Linked DNA regions of Homo sapiens: region 2 is linked to region 1. The links are chromatin contacts, found by Hi-C in ENCODE. All regions are on one chromosome and are shown on one strand. Each heading gives the region's core, a stretch centred on a gene start or an enhancer-like site at or near the end of the contact. The rest is flanking DNA. Distances are from core to core; before and after follow the strand shown.

Region 1 (7,645 bases), core at 3,586-6,085:
TGATTTGCTTTGGAAATCAAAACCTGGGGATTGTTGGCTTTATCTAAAAAGCAAGTCCTGCTCCACTGGGGAAGAGGAATGACTCGGCTCACAGCAGAGTTGCGTTTGTTTGGTTTTTCCTGTCGGACACAAACATCCACCCAACGGGTCCTGCCCAACATGGACGATGCGCGAGCCTCCTCTGGAGTTTGATTTGGGAGGATAATAAGCTAAACAAAGGAGCAGATGATCCCGGAGGCTTATTTGCAGTCTGCACAGTTATATTTAGCCATCTTGTGACTGGGTTGCTGCCTCTGTGTGGCAATTGCCCTTGGGAAATTTAATCCCTGGGGGATGCAGAGAGGGGACAGAACTGGGAAAGGGTATGGAGGGGTTTTAAATGCTGCTTTGGGGCACAGGAAGGAGGGTCAGACCAAATGTGTCCAACAGGCAATCAGCGGGGGACAGTATTTTGGACACTTACTAGTAGAAGCATGGAAGAGAATACAAAAATGTGTAAGGGGACATTTGTGTTCATTGTCTGTAAATTGTCTAGCACATAGGATTGTGAGGTCCCTTTGTCTTTCCTTTATGCCTACACTCAATAAGCCTGGCAGAGTGAAAAGGGCAGCGGGTGGGAAATCCAAAAACCTGGATTCTAGTCCTAGTCTGCCATCAGCTCAAAGCCATCTCCCTTCTCTGTAAAACGAAAAGCCTGTCCAGAGAGGATGATCCCTAAGATCTTGTGATTTTACCCGTGACAAGATGCAGAGAGGCCACGCAGCATCAGTGGGGAGCAGACGGTTAAGGAAATCGTGGAGCTGTCACAACGGAACACTCTGCAATCATTACAAATGGTGGTGCTGCTGGGCGCGGTGGCTCACGCCTATAGTCCCAGCACTTTGGAAGGCCAAAGTGGGTGGACCACCTGAGGTCAGGAGGTCGAGACCAGCCTGGCCAACATGGTGAAACTCCGTCTCTACTAAAAATACACAAATTAGCTGGGCGTGGTGGCACTGGCCTATAATCCCAGCTACTTGGGAGGCTGAGGCAGGAGAATCGCCTGAACCCAGGAGGTGGAGGTTGCAGTGAGCTGAGATCGCACCATTGCATTCCAGCCTGGGCAACAAGAGTGAGACTCTGTCTCAAAAAGAACAAAAAAAAAAAAAAAAAATGGTGGTGCTGATACCACCCGACAAAAAAATGAACTTCCATTAAAATAATCTGTAGAGGGGGGAAAATGGTGCTAATCTATATTAATTGAGACTGAAGGCATTTATAATCTCTTGCTAAGTGAGAATGGCAGCAGCAGCATGGAGCAGCCCTTCACCGTCAATCAGGCAGCTGTGGAATGGGAGAGAAAGACCACAGAGAGCTGGAGGGTGGTCCACAAAGGTCTGGAGAGGAAGGGGAATCCAAGCAGAGCCTCATCTCACTCCTGCTGACCTCTCTCCCTCTGTCTTTTGGGACTAACTTCTCTGGGAATGTGAACCCCAGAAACTGGGACTGCCAGAGAAAGGAGGTTTTTATATAGGATTTGTGTTGTGGCTTGTTTTGCTTTGTTTTGGTTTGTTGTCTTCATGATGTTTCATGCCCAAATACATGGAGGTAGAGCCCAAACCACCATCTTTCCCCAGCTTGAGGCAGCAAGAGGAGTACCAAAGGGAGCTTAGGTCCTTAGAGACCTAGTCACCTGGGGGGACACTCTTCGAAAAAGATGGTGGCTTTAGGCAGAAGCTCCACCTCTTGTTGGGGCCTAGCCTCGTAGAGATAGTCCATCATTCTAGAATGATGCGGCAGGAAAAACATTATATATCATCCCTCATTCCCAGAGCAGTCCTGTTTCCACCCTACTTATTCTCAAGCTGACAGGTTCATGAGCTAGTACAATAAGGCTCTGGATTCCAGGATAATGGAGGGTTTAATCTGAGTTTCAGGGAGACACGTAACTCTCACAGATATTCACCAAGTCTCCCATATCAGTCTCATCCTCATCAAAGGCAAAGAGAATACTGACTGTCATGGTGCGATTTGAAAGAACCAACAGTACCTCCTTCACCACCTGCCAAAATTCCACCCTTAGCTCTTCATTCCTTTCTGTTAAAGTATACTCAACTGCTGAAATGAAAAAAAAAAATGTATGAGTCAGGAAAATAAAGCTCCCTCAGTATGAAGAGCCCCCAGAATTAGAAATCACACAAATCACAAATAGGCATCTAAGTGGGCAGTTCTCCAGTCTCAATCATCTTTACCACTTCTCTTCTTTGAATCAGAAGAGTCTTTTCACATCACCATGTTATCCTTTTACAAAGGGGCAATTTAGGCCCAGAGGAGTTTCATTTCTTAAGCAAGGTCACACAGCACATTAAGAACCAACATTGGGGTCCTCTGACTCCTGGGAACATTTTAAAGGACTCTTTAAGGTGAAATTCAACACATTATTTCGTTGTTTTATAAACAGCAGGAACCTCCCCCACCAAAAGTCCTTTTTTATTCTTTCTTTGCTGGCACCAGCATCTATAGTGATTACAGTATGCAGAATGAAATCATCTGAGTGTGTAGACGATGTATCTGAATTCAGACACGCAGAGTTTGGGCTTGGAATTTGACACGTCCCACACCAGTGCAAACCCTATCGGCTTATCTGGGTGTGCCTGCAGACTTCATAGCCCTGGTCTCACGCTTCTCAGTCCTTTGCCTTGGTGTTCCTGCCCTCTAGTGGCAATAAACTTTACTACAGTCACATTCACCAGCAGACAGCAAATCAAACGGAAGTTAGATTTGAGAAGTTATAGCACTTTTCAGGAAGGATAAAGGCAACCCACATCTTTCTCTTTAAAAGCAGACCTCGTTATCATGGGAATGATGTTTAGTCTCACACACAAAAACGCTACTATCTAGTCTTTAGCACGAAACAGATCTTAACTTAGGCATCCAAGGTCCTGGGCTGGAAAATAGATTATATAACTGACTTAGGGAGTCATGGGAATAAGGGGGCTCAGAGAATCTATAGGGCAGGAACAGAAAGACTTAAAGTGGCAAAAGAGAAGGACATTGGCAGATGGTGCCCCCTGTCAACACTGGCATGAATTAATTCAAAGTCCTGCCTTCCCCTTTTCCCAGCTTTGAAGGTTCAGTCCCCTAGTCCCCAACCACACCTCCCTTTGCTCATCTAACTCCTGCTCCTTCTGCCCATATCAGCTCAAGGCTCCTTCCAACTCTGAAAATGAGATGGGCCCTCGTCTTATGCTCTCATGGTATGGGGAAATTTCCAAGCATAAGACTTTTTCACAGTCCTTAGTTTTATGTATCTCTGGTTATTTTCATGTCCACAGTAAATTATATAAGCTCCATGAGCTTAGGCACTGAGCCTCCCTTTATTGACCATTGAATCTGTGCCCCCAAAACAGTGATTAGCACATAGGAGGCCCTCAATTAATGCTGTTCAATTAAATTAATAAAATTGTAAGTGTTGGTTGAATGTGTGACATTTGTTTGCAGACTGAACAAACAGATCTTGTCTCAATGAAGAAAACAGGCAAAGTGTACCTAGGGTCTGTCCACAGGGCTATGCAGAGCCAACTGTGAGCACTTTCCTTGTACAAGCCGAGGGTGGACACTTTCCTTGGACATCACCCCAAATGCTCACCCTCACCCTGGGATGAGTAGCTGAGCAAGGGTCTTCACCGTAATTATACTTTTTGATCATGAGCATCCATAGGCTCAGCTTTTGTTCCTGCAAAGGTAACAGAATCTGCCTGAAAACAGAGGACCGAAGGACAGCAGACAGAAAGGCTTTGAAGACACCAGGAGACCTGACCTTCAGAGCTGCCTCTCTGTGTGACCTTGGATGCTACCTCCCTGCACTGGGTCTCCATGCTTTCATTTGTAAAAGAAGGAGCTTGAGGTATGTAACATCAAAGTCGTGGCGTTCTGCTGTCAGAAACCCCAGCTGAAGCTGGCTTAAAGTAAAAAAATGGAATATATTGCTCATGAAACTGCAAAGCCATGGATTCAGGGTTGCCTCGATCTAAGATATCAAGCAACGTCATCCAAGCCTGGTTTCTCTTCTCCATCCATCAGTTCTGCTTCCCTTTGTGTTCACTCCACTTGTAGGCAAGTTCCTTCTCTGTGAGGGTCTCTGGCAGCTCCAGGCTTTCATCCCCTCAGCAGAAAAATAAAGAGGCTCTCTCTCAGACCCAGAACTGCAGCTCAGCCATACCTTTTGGGCCGTATACTCATTCATGAGCCAGTCACAGTGGTTACGGGAAATTCTTGGCTCCACATGAATCACAGAAACACCACCCAGAGGCCAAGCTCCATGACAGTAATGAGGAAGCACTCTCAGAATGCTGGGGAGGAGGTACTACACACACTGAAACAAAAATGGCACCCCAGAGTCAGTGATCTTTAAAGACTCTTCTAGCTTTTTTTACCTTGCCGTGACTCTGAGATTTGATACCAGGGAAAGGGAAGGGAGAATAAAGCCATAAACACTCTCTAAACTTAGTCCAACCTCAAATCTTTCAAAAAGCCTAAATGCGGAATAACACTCATCATCCATTCTGAAGGGGGAAACGGGGTGACAGCGGCAGCCCTAGAAAGCAAGTGATGACTTTGACCCTCCAGAAGCCACGGGGTCTGAAAACGAATGACATTTTGATAATGCCACTAAAATGAAACATTTCTATTTCACAAAAAGATGGACAGTCAGTGAGATTCATAAAAAAAGAAAAAAAAGAAAACATTATTAAACTTTCCCTTTCACTGCTTCTTTGTATCTCTGGTTGAAATGGAGCAAGATGCAGGTTGCCATGGTGACGGCTGAATTTTAAATAACAGGGCTCAGGCGCACTGGCTGCTGGCTGTACCGCCCCAGGCAGGAAACGGTTGTGGGGAGAGAGACAGAGGCTGAGTGAGAAAGGAAAGAAAGCTGCTGGGCTCATCCCAGGACACTGTCACTTCTCCAACTTGTTTTCCTTGCACTGAGGGAAAGGTCCAAGAATGACGGACTCTCCAGCTTCTTCATAGAATGAGGGAAGGTGGGAGTCCAGATGCATAAGAACAGAACCTCAGAAGTCACCTTGTCCCTCCCCTACCTGATTCTCTCTTGTGACAAATGGATTTCCCCTACACTTACACCCCTTCCCACGAACAACGGGCCCAGCTCACCCAAGTGTTAGATGGGACACTGGAAGCCTGTCCCTAAGAAAAACGTCCCAAGAGTTAGAGACACAAAGGGCAAGAGCCCAAAGGATTTTTAAGTGAAAGAGGAATTTGCGGTTCAAAGCCCAGAAGCTGTCAATTCACATAGCTGTAGCCACATATTCCAGTTCTGCTCCTCTCTCTAGAACCATCCAAGACTGCAATGGAGAGATTCAGGAAGTGGTGAGTTCTCCATGACTGACATGTTCAAGCCCACATCAGCCAGTGAGGAGCTGCCCGACAGGGGGCTGTTCAAATCGTTTCAGGCTTCAGAGAGTCACGGTCCTGCTGGGGCAGCTCAGAGAATCCATGCGGTAGAAGACCAAGTCTTTCACCCTGCACCCTTCTACGTTCCCAGGCCAGGGAAGAGGGAAACCAGAGGCGGAAGCTGGAGGAACCAGCAGCCGGGGAGCCCAGAACTCCACTGTGATGCGTACACGCTTGTGAGGACTGGCTCTGACAGGAGGTGGTCTCTTCTCCACTGCCTTCACTGCTGGTATGTGTGTGTGTATGTGTGGGGGGGGTATGTATGGCAGGCCCAGGCCAGCGCTGTTTCCCTGCTTTCTTAGATCCTTTTCTCAGAACTTTGGAGTTCCTGACTCTGTGTGAGAAGGCACAGGCAGGTGGCCTGGTGGTGTTAACACTGGGCCACTGTCCCTTCTCTTCCCCTGGCTTCACCACACGCCAAGCAGACCCCAAAAAGGACTTGTGTTCTCAGCCTGCCCTGTCCCTTATCTCCTGGCCAAGGTAGCAGGCAGCCAAGGCCACTCTTTGTTTGTCAGGGAAAAGCTTCTAGATGTTAAATAGTAGTAGTAACAATAATAATAATAAACACATAGATTTTTCCTCATGGCTGGGAAAGTGGCAGGATTACTGAAGCTGAACACGTCTGACACTTCCCCAGAAGCCAGGTGAGCAGAGGCCCCAGGAGAGAAGGGAAGAGCCAAAGAGACAGGGTCCCTGGGCCTGTGACCTGCACCCCTGGGACCTGTCCTGTGCTCCAGGCCTGACAGTCGGCAGTTTGGGACCTGGGATTCCCCATCAGTATTCCCCAGGAAGGTCAGGACCGCTGGGAAAATGACAGCATCTTAAGAAGGAGATAAAAGCCAGGGGAAGAAAAGGGACAGTGGCCCAGTGTTCACACCACCAGGCCACGTGCCTATGCCTTCTCACACAGTCAGGAACTCCAAGGTTCTGAGAAAAGGGTCTAAGAAAGCAGGGAAACAGCACTGGACTGGGCCTGCCATACATACCCCACACACACATACACACACATATACCCCACACACCCATACATACCCCACACACACACCCCACACACACACATCCCACACAAGTACACCATACACACACATGCATGCACACACACCCCTCACACCCCACACACACCCCACACACACATAAACCACACACACACCACATGCACACATACACATACACCCCTCACGCACACCACACACACACACCCCTCACACCTCATACACAAATACACCACACACACCCCACGTACACCCCTCACACCCCACACATACAGACACCACACACACACTGACACCACACACATACACACACCCCTCACACACATACACCACACACACACCCATCACACCCCACACATACATACACCACACACACATACACCTAACACACACACCCTTCACACCCCACACACAGACATACACCACACCCACCCCTCACACCCCACACACACCACACACACAAATACACATGTCTCACACACACACCCCACATACCACACACATACACACACCCCTCACACACACATACACCCCTCACACCTCACACACACATACGCACACCGCACACGCACACCTCTCACACCCCACACACACACACAGACTCCACACACATACACACACACCCCACACACCCCTTACACCCCACATACACATACACCACACACATACCTTACACCCTACACACACGTACACCATACACACACATGTGCACATACACACACCTCACACCCCACACACACACCCTCACACCCCACACACACACCCTCACACCCCACACACACATACACACACAGGCTCCACACACACACCCACACACACACAACCCTTACACCCCACACACATACACCACACACACACACCTTACACCCCACACACATACACCATACACACACATGCGCACAGACACACCCCTCACACCCCAAACACATATACACCACACACACACACCTGGATCAGGGACAGGAGCAGGAAGGGGCCTTTTGTAGAAACAGTCCCCTGGGATACACACACACACACACACACACACACACACCCACACTAGGCTTGTGTATGCATGAAACAGCTCCTGAAAGATGCACAGGATCTGTCAACAGGAAGGGACCAAAGAACTGGAGATGAGGGGGATAGGAAGGAGGTTTATTTTTCACTGCACACCTTCTTGCAGAATTTTACTTATGTGCTTATATTGCCTTTTCAAAAAA
Region 2 (7,645 bases), core at 2,608-5,107, 1.2 Mb before region 1:
TTCAAAGTGCACATTGTCTATAAAAAAGGAAATACAAACATAGATTGTATTTAATGTTTTCTTTAATCTTGGTGACTAAAGCCTCAATTTATGAGATTGACAGAATGATTAAGTATATTCCTAGAATCACACTGATAGTGTCATGATTCTATTTCTTCCTTGATTTCCAGTATCAACTAAAACCAAGTAATTATATATTTTGGATGTATTATTTGACTCTCAGAAGCCTGTTGTAACTTACAGCTCCCAAACTTGAGTGGACAAGCATGCCCATCCATAGGAAAGTTAACCAGCCTCATGGGACAGTCAGCATTGATGGTAAGCCTAGAAACATTGAAATCAACGGTTCTGAGTTAGTATTATGGACATATCATTTAGGCAGGGGAAATAGAATTGGAGAAACCTCACCTCATGGTGTATAAAATGGTTCCATTCTGCATTATTCTGAAGAGTTTATTAGGAGTTGTCATGTTGTGAGCAATGGACTTTTTACCATTTCTGAAAAAGGTGTCAGGCGTCCAGATTTTACTGACCATCAAATTATTCAGACTCAGAATCTCAGTTGGCCCCCCAAACTTCAACCTCTCATCAGTCCAGGTCTGGCGGAAAAAAACATCCATCGTATACTCCTAAGAGAAAATAAAATATTTGTGTGGGCTGGAAAGATAGTTTGCTAAGAATAGTTTATTCACTAGCCTATACACCCAATCTCAAAACTTAAGCAATAAAGCAACTTTTTATCGCAATAATTTCTCACAAAGCTATAATTTTAGCTAGTTATTATTGTTCTCAAACTCAGAAAGTTTGCATTGTTATAAAAGATAGTGCTGTGATATGTAAACTTCCCTCCTCCACCTTGACTTTCCTTAATATTCTTCCTCTTTATCTATCCAGTCATCCATATTTCCATCTATCAATATGTCCTTCTTAATCTAGAAAAAAAATATGGAAATATTTAGTTTAGCCTTTGTGCTGGCTGGCCTTTATACCATCGGTTAGACTAACTATTCCCCTTTGCACCTCATTCACCCTCAAAGGTATTTCAGAGCTTCAGAGTACCATTCAGTAAAATTCCACACATAGATAAACCTTACTTGATAAACACACTATAGCTGCACATCAAAATTATTTTATATTGTTCTCAGGGAACATATAAACAAGTGTTACCGTGACTATTCTAAAGAGGGTATCATTTAAGTATGTATCATCAAAATTATGACTTAATCTGTGGCTTTTATGAAATAGCATTAAAATGTTTAAGAATTATAATAAGAGCTATTGCAAAAGTCAATAACAAATAACAACTTGTAATTATATCAAAGTATTGCCAATAATTGCTTTGCCTACTATATAAATTCCTTTATGAAACGTATTATGGCAAGCAGTGATTACATTTTAAAAATATAATTTGACAAGCAATATATCCATACAATAATGACTCATGATATAATAGGGACCTATTGCACAAATAAACTGTAAAAACAGACACAAGCATAAGATAGAACACTAAGTATACTCAGACTTCAACAATTCAATAGCAAATTGTTGTAGTTGTTTATACTTGGAGTGGCTTAGAACACGAATGAAAAATATGATACTAAAATAATTCAGGATTCTGAATATTGCTAACTCCTCTTTCTCCTTATATAGTAAGATAATTATCTCTTGAATAAAGCCCTTCCTCCCTCTTTCCTTTTCTTTCAATTTTATTTCTTCTTTCTTTTCCTCCATATCCCTTTCTCTTCTTCCTTTACTCCTTCCTTTTTCCTTTCTTTACATCTTCTTTTCTTGCCAACTTAAAAAAGCAGAAAATGAAAAAGTCTCCAATAACTGTTTCTTTAGAATTACATTTCCTTAATAAAATCTAATGGTGAACCTCTTTAAAGACAGTTATGTTTACTTCAGCATTCATATTTACACTTCCGTTTTAGAGAGAAATGCCACCTGAGAACCGTAAAAGAATACCATGATACACTTTGTTCTAAAAGATGAGTTCAAGTTTTCATTGCTACTTACTATAAATACCCTCTTATGAATGCTACAGCCATCTGTACCTGGAACAGAGTCCCCAGAACACCTACTGGTCCATCCTCAATGTAAAAGGTGGAGAGCATCAGCCTTTCCAAATGACCTCTTTACTGTTTTAATAAAATATACTGATAATGATGTTGCCACAAAAGACAATTATGCTTTAGGTTTTATAGACATACTCAATAAACTTTTATATGGAATAAGATCTGTGTGTTTTTTTTCTTCCTCCAATAAATTTGCTGGAGCTTCACAAAGAAAGGGGAAAATCTCTTCTCTTTGGAGGGAAGAATTAGTGCATAGCATGTGGATGGAAGAGAGGACATAATTTTAAAAAGTCCCTCAGCTTAAAATGTTCAAGCCCTTAGTGAAATGTGAAGATTAAGCCAGGAATCCATTCTAATGGTCATGCCCTCCCAGCATGAATACAAATATTGTGTCATGAATCTGGAGCCAAGCTTGGCGGCAATGCCCATTATCATTAGTTTTGGGACTCCACTCTCCTCCCCGAAATGAAAACACCCAACTCACTTAGAACTTACTCACCATCTCCACATCTGACACGGGCCCAAAACTGGTCACATAAATGTCTGTTTTGACTTCAGTGACAGCACCTGAAATTAGCCCAGAGGGATGAAACAATTATCACCACTGATGTTAAGGGGATTGATCTCAGCCCTCTACCACCAAACCCCTTACTTATCATAGCCAGTATCTGCAATGTGTCCTATTGCATTCCAGTAGTGGGGATCCTTGGGTCTCTCAACTCTGAAAACTCATGTCAGTGGCCTTATTTAGAATTTATTCTAGTCAATTGGGAGAACATTAAAGAATGAAAGAAGCTAGATTCGTTCTAACGAAAATGATAATAACTAATGTATATTGATGGCTTTAATGGGAAAGTGCTAATAAAACTGTTTTACATGAATAATCTCATTTTGCACTCATACCACTCTATGAGGCAAACATTGATCATATACCCACACTACAATTTAGGAAATGAGGCTTAGAGAGTTCAGATAACTTGAACAAGGCTACTAATGGTGGATGAGGCAGAGACTGGATGGGAACATACCCATGGTCTCTCTCCCGTACCCTGCCCCTTCCCACTACCTAGTTTCTGACTCTTCTGGGTCTTCAAAGGGCAGAAACGGAGGAAGGAAACTACAGGTGTTTGTGTAGCAAAGATGCAGCTTCTTACCTCCAAATCCCGGCCGCAGCCGATTGTCATAGCCTTCAAGCAAGTTGTCCAGGATCCGACTGACGTTTTCTGAGTAGAAGTTGCCTTCAACTTCGAGTTTCCCTAGGGCATTTTCTAGCCTGTGTGTAGACAGTCAATGATCCTTACTCCCAGGCTCAGAGAAGAGGTTTTGTCTAATCTACTCTATTCCACCCTGTTACAAATACATGCAACACCACTTCTGGCCTCTTTCATGATTTGATATAGGAGTCACCCAATGGATGTATACTTTTCCTTTCCTCTGAGATAAAAAGAAAAATCAGGAAAAAGGATCTTACTCACCACAGAATAATGCACAGCCAGGGCAGAGACGACGCCATCCTGCAGTGCACTGAAATGCAGAATTCACCCTCCTAGGGTCGTCCTCCCTGCTAGCCAGCTCTTCTCTGCCAATCAACTGGAGAAATCTTTCAAACCCTTCATATCTCTGTTCCTTGTTTGCCTCAAGTCAGTAATCCAATAGATAAAGAGGTTGCCTAAAAATTTGCAGGATTCCCCTGGCTCCCTTCTTTCTTGTTTCCTTCTCACGTGGAACAAGGTGGTTTGTGGTCTTAGATTATGTCCTGCAGACACCCAGGCTCCTCTGACTGACTCAGTTGGGAAAGGAGAGTCTGAAGGGACAGTGCATGGTCGGAGAGCAGTGACAATAATCGAATAAGGCATTAAGGGAGATTAGAAGGAAGAAATCCACTGCCAGTTTTGGCATGGAATTAGCAGGGCCCTGTGAGGAAATCTGGAAAGCATTGGCATCTTGCTGATTGAGATTATGTTCCAATAGGCTCAGCGTTTATTATTTTTATGGTTCACAGAAGGATTCCTACACAGCTCTTACTGTTTAAAAAGTCTAACACTATTGTGACCCTCTTGGATTCCCTTTCTGATTTTCATCAGCATTACTAGCTACAGCCACACCCTTATGTATTTAAAGATTATTGCTCATGATTTATTTACCAGCACTTGTAACACAACAGAACAACTCACGGCCATCTTGCTGTGGATTAAATATTTTTTTAAAGATACTTTGCTGACCCTTCTTGTCAAAGGTGTGTCATCTTAAGCTAAGACAGAAGTGGGATCTACTGCTATCATTAGAGACCTGGTCAGTTTCTTGAATGCCACCTATAGGAGACAATGCCTGAGAAATAGCAGGTTAAGGCTCCTCATGCAGAAATGTTGCAAAAATAAAGCATCTATAGACGTGGTTAATGTTGATGATTCTGGCACTATTTTCTCAGGCTTGCCACAGGTTGAAAGGAAAATGTCTGAATCCAAGAAACAGCATTCTATTCTCAGTTCTGCTAGGAGGAAGTTGTAGTCAAAAAAAGTTCATTTAAGCCTTAAACTTTTAATCTTTTCTTTAAATAAAAATTTATTAAATAAAAAATTTATTAAATAAAAAAATTTTAAAAGGCATTGTGAATAGATATGTGTGTGTATATCTATTATATAGAATATATATTATATAGAATATATTTATATAATATAATATAATATATATATTATAAAAATATATATAATATAAAATATTATATTTTATAATATATATTATACACACACACACATACACACAGATATTTAAATTCAGGAACATAAGATTGAGGATCAAAAGTCTCAATTCACCATCCTCCTGCCAAATTCATTCCTTACTCACCCAGTTCACAGTCTGTACCTTTGGAATTCAAATTCTACAAAGGCCATGGTAACTATTGCAGACATCTAGCACAGCCGTAACAGTCACACTTGAGAACATGACATAAATCATTTGAGGAACGTTTGAATACATTATTGTCAGGGAAAGACACATGGCAGCCAATTAAATGAAGATACCTACAATGTTTTCTCTAATTTAAGGGAAACACCCCTAAAACCTTTTCGTGTTTGTTATGGGATCCAATTTTCACATCTCTACTCATTCTTTTTATTCTCCTTTAAACCTCCTACCACTGGTGATCACAATGTATTTTCAACTCACATTAAGTGTGCTATTACTTAAATCCCCTAAATATCTGGTATATATGATGCTATGAAATAATTCTCTTCAGATTAATCACAACTTTTTTTCAACCAGAGAACCCTATATTTATCCCTGTTATCTTTTTTAGATCTGTGTTTCTTTTTTTTTCCTATCGAAATGTTTACCACTCATCTCTGATTTGTGTCATCAGAGAGAAAGCTTTGTGAGGGTTTTCAGACCGAATGTTTTTGTTTTTTCTTTTTTAAATTTAATTTAATTTAAAGTTCCAGGATACATGTGCAGAATGTGCAGGTTTGTTACATAGGTAAACGTGTGCCATTGTGTTGTGCTGCACCTATCAACCCATCACCTAGTATTAAGCCCTGCATGCATTAACTACTTAACTTGATGCTCTCCCTTTCCCCACATCCCCAACAGGCCACAGCATGTGTTGTTTTTCCTCTTCCTGTGTTCATGTGTTCTCATTGTTCACCTCCCACTTATGAGAACATGTGGTGTTTTGTTTTGTTTCCTGTTCTTGTGTTATTTTGCTGAGGATAATGGCTTCCAGCTCCATCCATGTCCCTGCAAAGACATGATCCCATTCCTTTATATGGCTGCATAGTACTCCATGGTGTATATGTACCACATTTTCTTTATCCAGTCTATCATTGGTGGACATTTGGGTTGATTCCATGTCTTTGTTATTGTGAATAGTGCTGCAATGAACATACACATGTCTGTATCTTTATAATAGAATGATTTTTATTCTTTTATACCCAGTAATGGGATTGCTGGGCCAAATGGTATTTCTGGTTCTAAGTCTTTGAGGAGTTGTCACGCTATCTTGGTTGAACTAATGTACATTCTCATCAACAGTGAAGAAAGTTCCTATTTCTCCACAGCCTCGCCAGCATCTGTTGTTTCTTGAATTTTTAATAATCGTCATTCTGACTGGTGTGAGATGGTATCTCATTGTTTTGATTTGCATTTCTCTAATGATCAGCGATGTTGAACTTTTTTTCATGTTTGTTGGCTGCATAAATGTCTTCTTTTGAGAAACGTCCGTTCATTTCCTTTACCCAATTTTTAATATTTTTTTCCTGTAAATTTGTTTAAGTTCCAGGTAGATTTCGATATTAGACCTTTGTCATATGGATAGATTGCAAAAGTTGTCTCCCATTCTGCAGATTGTCAGAAATTTTTTCACATGTAAAAAAAATCGTGGATGATATTGTACAGTTTTACAAATATTCCTATAGAATTTCTCATTAAAATGATTTTTTCAACAAGAAACACTTAATAAATTACAGTTGTCTCTAAACAAAAGATTAACACACTTGATTTTATTTTTTCATAGGTTTTAATTAATAAGAAATTAATGTAAGAGAAGGAAGACTTTTTTTACTCTCAATAGGAAAAAATATTAGTAGAGCTAGAAGGGATAATGAGCTATGTAATCTTAGTCATTTTCCCTCTGCTGAGCTTACCTTTAAAAGAATGTGATAGACCTAGCAATATCTAAGATACTCAAGTTCTGTAATCTGAGAATTTGTATGTAATGAAGTCCCTTGTTCACACATCTCTGTCAGAATTCGGGCAGACAAGATCTATTAGCAACACTGTTAATTAGATTGCAATTATTATTCTCCTGTGGAATTAGCAAAAAAAAAAAAAAGAGTTTAAGAATTCGACAATGGCTACGACTTTGGGAGATGTATGGTCATATTTATGTAGCGTTTTGACTACGTAAACCAGTTATCAGAGCTCTCTCATTTAGAGAATTACTTCCGTTTGGCAAATTTGAGAATATCTATCTTATACCTGCATATTTCATAGCTGTTTCTCCAAAATATTTTCTCTTTTATGAATCACCTTAGACAAGCACTTGCATGCTCTGTTATTTATCTCCACTGGGAAGCCTAGAACTACCATCATCTTCAACGATAGTGCTATTAACATGCTGGATTTTGTAAAAGAATAATGTGAAATCATTCCTTTTGTGTCCTGTACTTTAATTCCATATACCACTCACACTAACACTGCTTTGTTTATATAAAATGACTTATTAAAGATGTAGTGTTAATTAGAGAAAATTATTGCACAGAAAGAGCAAACTTGGCACCAGACACTAAATGGCACTTTTTATAATACAAAAAATCAATATGTCTATGTATGCATATATAAACAAACCAAATATTCAAGTTAGCTACAGAATTGCCTCTTGGATAACATTTACTTGCACTTTCTCCCTAAAAATCTCCATTGATCTTTTCAAAAACAGCATTGGAAGTGTGCTTTCTACAGAAATTGTGTTCCTCCACAAGTGGGGGATTATATACCCTGGCAGCCATTGTGTAGAGGCCAGGAATGCTGTTATCCTACAATGCATAGGACAGTCCCCTCAAAAAATAATTATCTTG

The links. Hi-C counts contacts between places; a loop is a spot of excess contacts on that map. Pooled maps may share reads with other maps.
Region 2: a map with no recorded cell type shows a loop between it and region 1 (3-fold over the local background). The contact joins the promoter of GABRA6 here to the enhancer-like site in region 1. A Hi-C loop is called at or near these places in 3 of 168 maps with a recorded cell type or tissue (CD4-positive, alpha-beta memory T cell, GM12878 and MCF 10A), 11 of 37 single-sample maps with no recorded cell type and 7 of 50 pooled maps.

The regions. Positions count from the first base shown.
Region 1 is chr5:160,504,006-160,511,650 of GRCh38, reverse strand. No RefSeq gene overlaps it. Among named protein-coding and RNA genes, the nearest start is that of MIR146A, 22 kb to the right of the region's middle. RefSeq lists enhancers at 2,748-2,827, 5,415-5,474, 5,956-6,793 and a silencer at 4,793-4,842. Within about 2 kb of position 4,835, at least 7 of the 41 ENCODE cell types and tissues checked have a DNase peak (open chromatin) inside an H3K27ac peak, as active enhancers do.
Region 2 is chr5:161,681,933-161,689,577 of GRCh38, reverse strand. GABRA6 (gamma-aminobutyric acid type A receptor subunit alpha6) reads right to left here and starts at 3,857. Exons shown (of 9, transcript NM_000811.3): 1 at 3,551-3,857; 2 at 3,230-3,348; 3 at 2,575-2,642; 4 at 409-629; 5 at 242-324. The coding sequence starts at 3,588. It overlaps GABRA6-AS1 (GABRA6 antisense RNA 1), which reads left to right and starts at 168. Exons shown (of 2, transcript NR_189170.1): 1 at 168-318; 2 at 1,932-2,236.